2 separate regions of the Homo sapiens genome follow, and region 1 is linked to region 2. Evidence: chromatin contacts called from ENCODE Hi-C or POLR2A ChIA-PET data. All regions are on one chromosome and are shown on one strand. Each heading gives the region's core, a stretch centred on a gene start or an enhancer-like site at or near the end of the contact. The rest is flanking DNA. Distances are from core to core; before and after follow the strand shown.

Region 1 (3,394 bases), core at 281-2,780, 1.3 Mb before region 2:
TCAGCATCATCACAGGCATCCCTGGACCTGTGCGTGGTCTGTGGTCCTGGGCATGTGTGTGAGTCTGTCCCATTTGATCAGCATCATGACCTCAGACACACAAACAAGCCCTGCCATCTAGATTTACTGCTAACAGCTAACCATGCACTTCAGCTAACAGTGAAGGTTACTTCCTGTATTAAAGTGTCAGACTTTTAAATTTTGACTATTAATATGTTAAATATTGAGACTGTGATAATGATTTAAAATTCTGATAAATTTTCTAATTTATTCTTATATCCTCGCTTATTCTATGATGGTGATGTTTGCCTTCAGCCTTATATTGATATGTTGAATTATATACTCAGCCATTCAGCCAAAATGTATAGTATCTCCAATATTAATTAGCATCCTTTAAAACACTCAATTTCATAGGCAACAATGATAAAAACGGGTAATTGTGAAATTCCTGAAACTAACCCAGAGCCCTGATATATTCTATTTCCACAAGGATCCGAGCCCAGGAGGAACACTTTTTTTTTCCCACCCATACTTGACCTACCAGCTATGAATCAGGGGATTTCACTCCTTTAATATCATCTACCACCACTCTCAAAAAACAACTGCTTCCTCCCAGACTATAACCTCCCATTTTCCCTCATATCTCAGTGTGAATAAAAGTCTTTCTTCAGCTCATGAGCTAAGGAAAAACAAATTTTAAAAAAGGAATGAAAGAGACCAAGGGCTCTATCCTGATGGTAAGTGAAAAGGGAATGTCAAATAATCAAAGGTTCATGTGAGAAACAGAGGCTGTGTGTCCCCAGAGCCCAGGCAGTGGACAGTGACTCAGCCCGATCGGGTGAGTCATCGGGGGTACAACCACAACAACAAAGCCCCTCCAAAAGCAATCACCCACACCCTCACCATTATGAAGTCTTGTCCCCTCTGGGGAGGCTAAGCTTGAACCAGCTTGTGCCTAGGGGCAGCGAACTGCCAAGGATACCATTACATTTAAGAGAGCTCGTTCTCCCAAGCTATTTAAATAAATGGCGTCATTTGCTAATCTCTAGCTGTATCTCATGACAAGAGGAATAATTCATTTTATTGAGGTCAGAGCATTGGGTTAATGCAGAGATTTGGTTTAGCAGTTAAGGGAAAGACTATACTAGTAAGCTGATATTTTTCCTCCTTTCCTTCCCCAGGGAACAAAGATGAAGTTAACCCTCCCACCTGTCTTTCCTTATGAACACTTGCCTTTTCCAACTGTTTTCTGCCATGGCTAATCAGAAAAAGTTTCTTAAGGAAATGGTGGCAAAAAAAAAAAAAAAAAGACACAAAGGTAACAAACAAAGCTGGACCTATTTATAATGTTCCAGTAAGCAGAAGTACCTAGAGACTGACTTGCTAGGATTTAGTCTGTTAGAAGATCTCAAGAAGTCAAGAGACATGATGAAGGAGGAAAGGCTGAACTTCAGACCTGCAACTTCCCAGCCAGAGTGAATCAGCCAGTGACCTAACCACACTTTGTTCAGAGATGTCAAGGAAAAGTGTTCTCTCGGCCAGGTGCCATGGCTCACAGCTGTAATCTCAGCACTTTGGGAGGACTGCTTGAGGCCAGGAGCTCAAGACAAGCCTGAGCAACACAGTGAGACCCCCATCTCTACAAAAAATAAAAACAAAAATAAAATAAGCTAGGCATAGTGATGTGTTCCCATAGTCCCAGCTACTGCGGAGGCTGCACTGAAAGGATTCGCAGGAATTCAAGGCTGCTGTGGGCTATGATCAGGGCACTGCACTCCAGCCTGGGCAACAGAGCAAGACAGGGCAAGACAGGGCAGGGCAGGGCAGGACCGGACAGGACAGGACAAGACAAGACAGACAGAAAGGAAAGAAAGTGAGAAAGACAGAGACAGAAAGAGAGAGGGAGAGAGAAAGAGAGAGGAGAGAAAGAAAGAGAAAGAGAAAGAGAGAGAGAAAGAAAGAAAGAAAGAAAGAAAGAAAGAAAGAAAGAAAGAAAGAAAGAAAGAAAGAAAGAAAAGAAAGGAAGAGAAAGTGTTCCATCATTAAGATAAAATGGTGACCACACAGTTTTAGGCTACTGATCAATTCTGATGGCTGGAAATATAACAAATAATGGTTTCAAAAAAAGACTCTGACTGCATGAGAAGTACTAATACAAGAATGAAATAACCTTATGAAATTCTAGTGTGACATATTACAAAACACTGGAAGAGAAAATAAAGGTTCAAATTAAATAATAAATTTTTTCCTATAATTCCCTTTTCAAAATACCTGACCTCACAGGACTTAGAAGACTTCAACTTGCTAAGCTCCAAGGAAAACAAAAGGCATTCTATTTCTTGTTTGAAATTTCATCCTTGGGATATGGAACACAATTACCAACAGGGAGTAGGCATGGAGAAACTCAAACTTCCCATGTTTTTCCAGTCAAATAATAATCCATCCCTTGCCATCTCCCTGGACTCTAAATGTTTCAAAGTACAATATGAAAAAGAAAAATCTGGGCCGGGCACAGTGGCTCACGCCTGTAATCCCAGCACTTTGGGAGGCTGAGGCGGGTGGATCACCTGAAGTCAGGAGTTTAAGACAAGACTGGCCAACACGGTGAAACCCTGTCTCTACTAAAAATACAAAAATTAGCCGAGTGTGGTGGTGGGTGCCTGTAATCCCAGCTTCTTGAGAGGCTGAGGCAGGAGAATCACTTGAACCTATGAGGCGAAGGTTCCAGAGAGCCGAGATTGTGCCACTGCACCCCAGCCTGGGCAACAAGAGCGAAACGCTGTCTCAAAAAAAAAAAGAAAAAGAAAGAAAAAGAAAAACCTGAGAGTTCTCATCTGAAGACCAGAGCAGCAGGCCACCACTAAACAAAAACCTGGAATTCCTCTCTCCATCTTCAGACCTCAGAATTGAGGCATTGAGGGGAATCCCCATGTAACACCTGGCAGCTCAGCTCGAGTGGAGAATCGCTCTAAACAGTATTCTACCAGAGGGAGGAGTGGGGGTCTTAGCATATCCAGGTAACCACAAGGACAAGAAACACCATTCTTGCAGCAGATGCTCCCCGTGGTTAGATTCGCTCAAGGAGGAAAGAAGAAAGGCTGCTGCATGGTGGTGTTCTCCCAGATCCCCTCAAACTCCTAACCACAGCTTACCTTGGTACAAGGTGGTTGAACTTGTAAGAACTGAAGACCTCTTGGATCTTTTCTTCTACTTTTGCCTGGTAAGGATGCAGGAGATAGGAGAGAGAAAACAAATACAGATGAGACCTCCATCAGCTTTTTCTTCCTATTGCCACAAATGCCTATTGGCGAGGGTTGGTTGGTATGGTCTGGAACTTCACAGTACTGTAAGATGGGTTCTGCAGGATGACAGGCTTAGGACAAGGCGAGAGGGA
Region 2 (3,296 bases), core at 286-2,785:
GGCTCACGCCTGTAATCCCAGCACGTTGGGAGGCTGAGGTGGGAGAATCACTTGAGCTCAGGAGTTTGTGATCAGTCTGGGCAACATAGCGGGACCCCATCCCTACAAATAAGAAAAATAGGCTGGGCACAGTGGAGCATGCCTGTAATCCCAGCACTTTGGGAGACCAAGGCAGGAAGATCCCTTGAGCTCAGGAGTTTGAGACCAGCCTGGGCAATATGGCCAAACCCTGTTTCTATTTAAAAATACAAAAAGAAAATTAGCCAGGCATGGTGGCACATACCTATAGTCCCAGCTACTCAGGAGGATCACTTGAGTCCAGGTGGTTGAGGCAGCAGTGAGCTGTAACGGTGCCATTGTACTCCAGCCTGGGCAACAGAGCAAGACCCTCCCTCAAAAAAACAAACAAAAAAATAAGTAAAAAATACAAAAAAATTAAAAATGTTCTTACTAAAAGATATTAAAGGGCCAGGCATGGTGGCTTATGCCTGTAATCCCAGCACTTTAGGAGGCTGAGGTGGGCAGATCACCTGATGTCAGGAGTTGGAGAACAGCCTGACCAATATGGAGAAACCTCATCTCTACTAAAAATACAAAATTAGCCAGGCGTGGTGGCGGGCACCTGTAATCCCAGCTACTCAGGAGGCTGAGGCAGGAGAACTGCTTGAACCCGGGAGGTGGAGGTGGCAGTGAGCCATGATAGAGATCATGCCATTGCACTCCAGCCTGGGCAACAAGAGCGAAACTCCGTCTCAAAAAAAAAAAAAAAAAAAAAAAGATATTAAACAAAATTTTGTTTTAAAAATCCAGGTGAGGTTTCTTACTAAAAGTTATTCAATAAAATAAATAAAATTAGCCATGTGTGGTGGTGAAGTGGCATCCTTATCTGGGGCAAATACCCGCTGTTACTCGTCTTGCGTCAAGAAGATTAAGGACATGAACACACACAAGGAGTTTAGGAGCAGAGGTTTAATAGGCAAAGAAAGGCCGGGAGCAGTGGCTCACGCCTGTAATCCCAGCACTTTGGGAGGCCGAGGTGTGGATCACGAGGTCGGGAGATCGAGACCATCCTGGCTAACATGGTGAAACCCCGTCTCTACTAAAAATACAAAATTTTAGCCGGGCGTGGTGGCAGGCGCCTGTAGTCCCAGCTACTCCGGAGGCTGAGGCAGGAGAATGGCCTGAACCCGGGAGGCGGAGCTTGCAGTGAGCCGAGATCGCACCACTGCCCTCCAGCCTGGGCGGCAGAGCGAGACTCCGTCTCAAAAATAAAAATAAATAAATAAATAAATAGATAAAGAAAGAGAAAGGAGAACAGCTCTGTCTCTTGCAAGAGACAGGAGCCCCCGAATGGGAATTCTGGGCTGGAATGGGAGTGCACCGGATTTTATAGGCAGGCTGAAGGAGGCAGTGTCCGATTTACATAACCACAGATTGGTTATACCAGGTGTGATGTTTACATAGAGCATGGGGAAGGCTGGCCAATGCACCCTAATCTTATTATGCAAATGGACTTTCCACTTGGCCGGCGCCGTGTTGTCCGCTCCTTGCTGCACACGTGACTGGCAAAGAGAAGGGAACATGGAGCCACTGTTCTGAACATGCCTAGTCCCCGGTAGCCTTTTCCTATTGGCACAGCTGCTGGCATTCACCTGTGCAAGCTTCTAGCTTGCTTGTCTATGTCTGCAGCTCAATTTTACAGGCTGCTGTTTGTTAGAAAAGAAAATTATTTTGGGGCTGCCTTTTTTTTTTTTTTTTTTTTTTTTGAGATGGAGTTTTGCCCTTATTGCCTGGGCTGGAGTGCAGTGGTGCAATCTCGTCTCACTTCAACCTCAGCCTCCCGGGTTCAAGCGATTCTCCTACCTCAGCCTCCGGAGTAGCTGGGATTACAGGCATGTGCCACCAAGCCTGGCCAAGTTTTTGTATTTTTAGTAGAGACGGGTTTTCTCCACATTGGTCAGGCTGGTCTCAAACCCCCGACCTCAGATGATCCGCCCGCCTCGGCCTCCCAGAGTGCTGGGATTACAAGTGTGAGCCACCGCGCCCGGCAGGGCTGCTTTTCATTAAAAGGAAAACCTTACGGAGGACTTCCTTACCCCCATTATCTGCCTAAATAATTCCTTTTTAACTCCTGCATCAGTGGTGCACACCTGTGGTTCCAATTACTTGGGAGGCTGAGGTAGGAGGATTACTTGGGCCCAAGAGCTCATGGCTGCAGCTGAGACTCTGTCTCAAAAAAAAAAAAAAAACAAAAAAAAGAAGAAGAAGAAAAAAATAACATCTTTTTCTAGTCTTAAGTTGAGAAACCTCTAAGGTTGCTTCCCCTTGTTATCCTAAGTTAGTAACATTAAAACTACAGTTTTCAAACTGCTGATTTGAAGCATATCTTCCGTTTGCATAACCTAAGTTCTTCTACTTGCGGTATACTTTTCAGCAACAATTTTAGCATATGGCAACCACTTCTGTTCCATAAACGTAAAAATACTAGAGTCCTTGTCCTATCACTGAATGTGGGTGTGTCAGAGTGAATGATGACACCTGGGTGTTGAAATGAAACTCAAATAGTGTTGCCATTGACACCCAAAGAATACTAACACTTTTATTCCTTAATGGGAATCTGAGTAGAAAATAATGCCATTTTATTTGATAATGTTGAACTTAACCTGAAGGTTAGGAAATCCCTTCATCTTTTTGTGTTCTAAAAAAATAGCTACTCCCCCATATGAGTTAGATAAGACTCAGGGATGCCTACCTTGTTTAGCTATGACAGTGCCAGACACAGGCTGTCCAAATCTCCATTCCTCTCCTCACAAATAACTAGCTGAAATGTTTTGTCCTCACTGTATCAACAGAAACAAAAAGTGTTTATTTCAGCCTGGCCAACATGGTGAACCCCCCCGTCTCTCCTAAAAATACAAAAATTAGCCAGGCATGATGGCACGCCTGTAATCTCAGCTACTCTGGAGGCTGAGACAGGAGAATCACTTGAACCTGGGAGGTGGAGGCTGCAGTGAGCCAAGATTGTGCCACTGCACTCCAGCATGAGCAACATTGCAAGACTCCGGCTCAAAAAAAAAAAAAAAAAAAAAAAAGGTTTTTTAACCACACTTTGGTTAAGGTTCTTTTTTTCCTTCCCCCAGGACCCTGACCAGCAGAAAGCCACTCCTTAAAGGCACTCGCTGAGGATAGGAGGCCTTCAGGGTAAAGCATTATCTGACCTACTCTCCCATCAGTCCACCCTTTATCCCACCTTCCCATACCTGGTTCTTTCTAGCCTAGTTCTTTCTCTAAAAGAA

Evidence for each region. Hi-C counts contacts between places; a loop is a spot of excess contacts on that map. ChIA-PET counts read pairs that join two places held with the same protein, here RNA polymerase II (POLR2A).
Region 1: a loop to region 2 is called in a map of mesothelial cell of epicardium, with 38 times the contacts of the local background. The contact joins two enhancer-like sites. A Hi-C loop is called at or near these places in 1 of 168 maps with a recorded cell type or tissue (mesothelial cell of epicardium). POLR2A ChIA-PET finds 5 or more read pairs at or near these places in 2 of 52 experiments (B cell and GM10248).

Annotation. Positions count from the first base shown.
Region 1 is chr14:65,004,072-65,007,465 of GRCh38, reverse strand. CHURC1-FNTB (CHURC1-FNTB readthrough) reads right to left here. Exons shown (of 14, transcript NM_001202559.1): 4 at 3,153-3,217. FNTB (farnesyltransferase, CAAX box, subunit beta) reads right to left here. Exons shown (of 12, transcript NM_002028.4): 2 at 3,153-3,217. It also overlaps a transcript of MAX not described here. Among named protein-coding and RNA genes, the nearest start is that of FNTB, 19 kb to the right of the region's middle. RefSeq lists an enhancer at 1,174-2,373. Within about 2 kb of position 1,530, at least 4 of the 41 ENCODE cell types and tissues checked have a DNase peak (open chromatin) inside an H3K27ac peak, as active enhancers do.
Region 2 is chr14:63,747,215-63,750,510 of GRCh38, reverse strand. No RefSeq gene overlaps it. Among named protein-coding and RNA genes, the nearest start is that of SGPP1, 21 kb to the right of the region's middle. Within about 2 kb of position 1,535, at least 6 of the 41 ENCODE cell types and tissues checked have a DNase peak (open chromatin) inside an H3K27ac peak, as active enhancers do.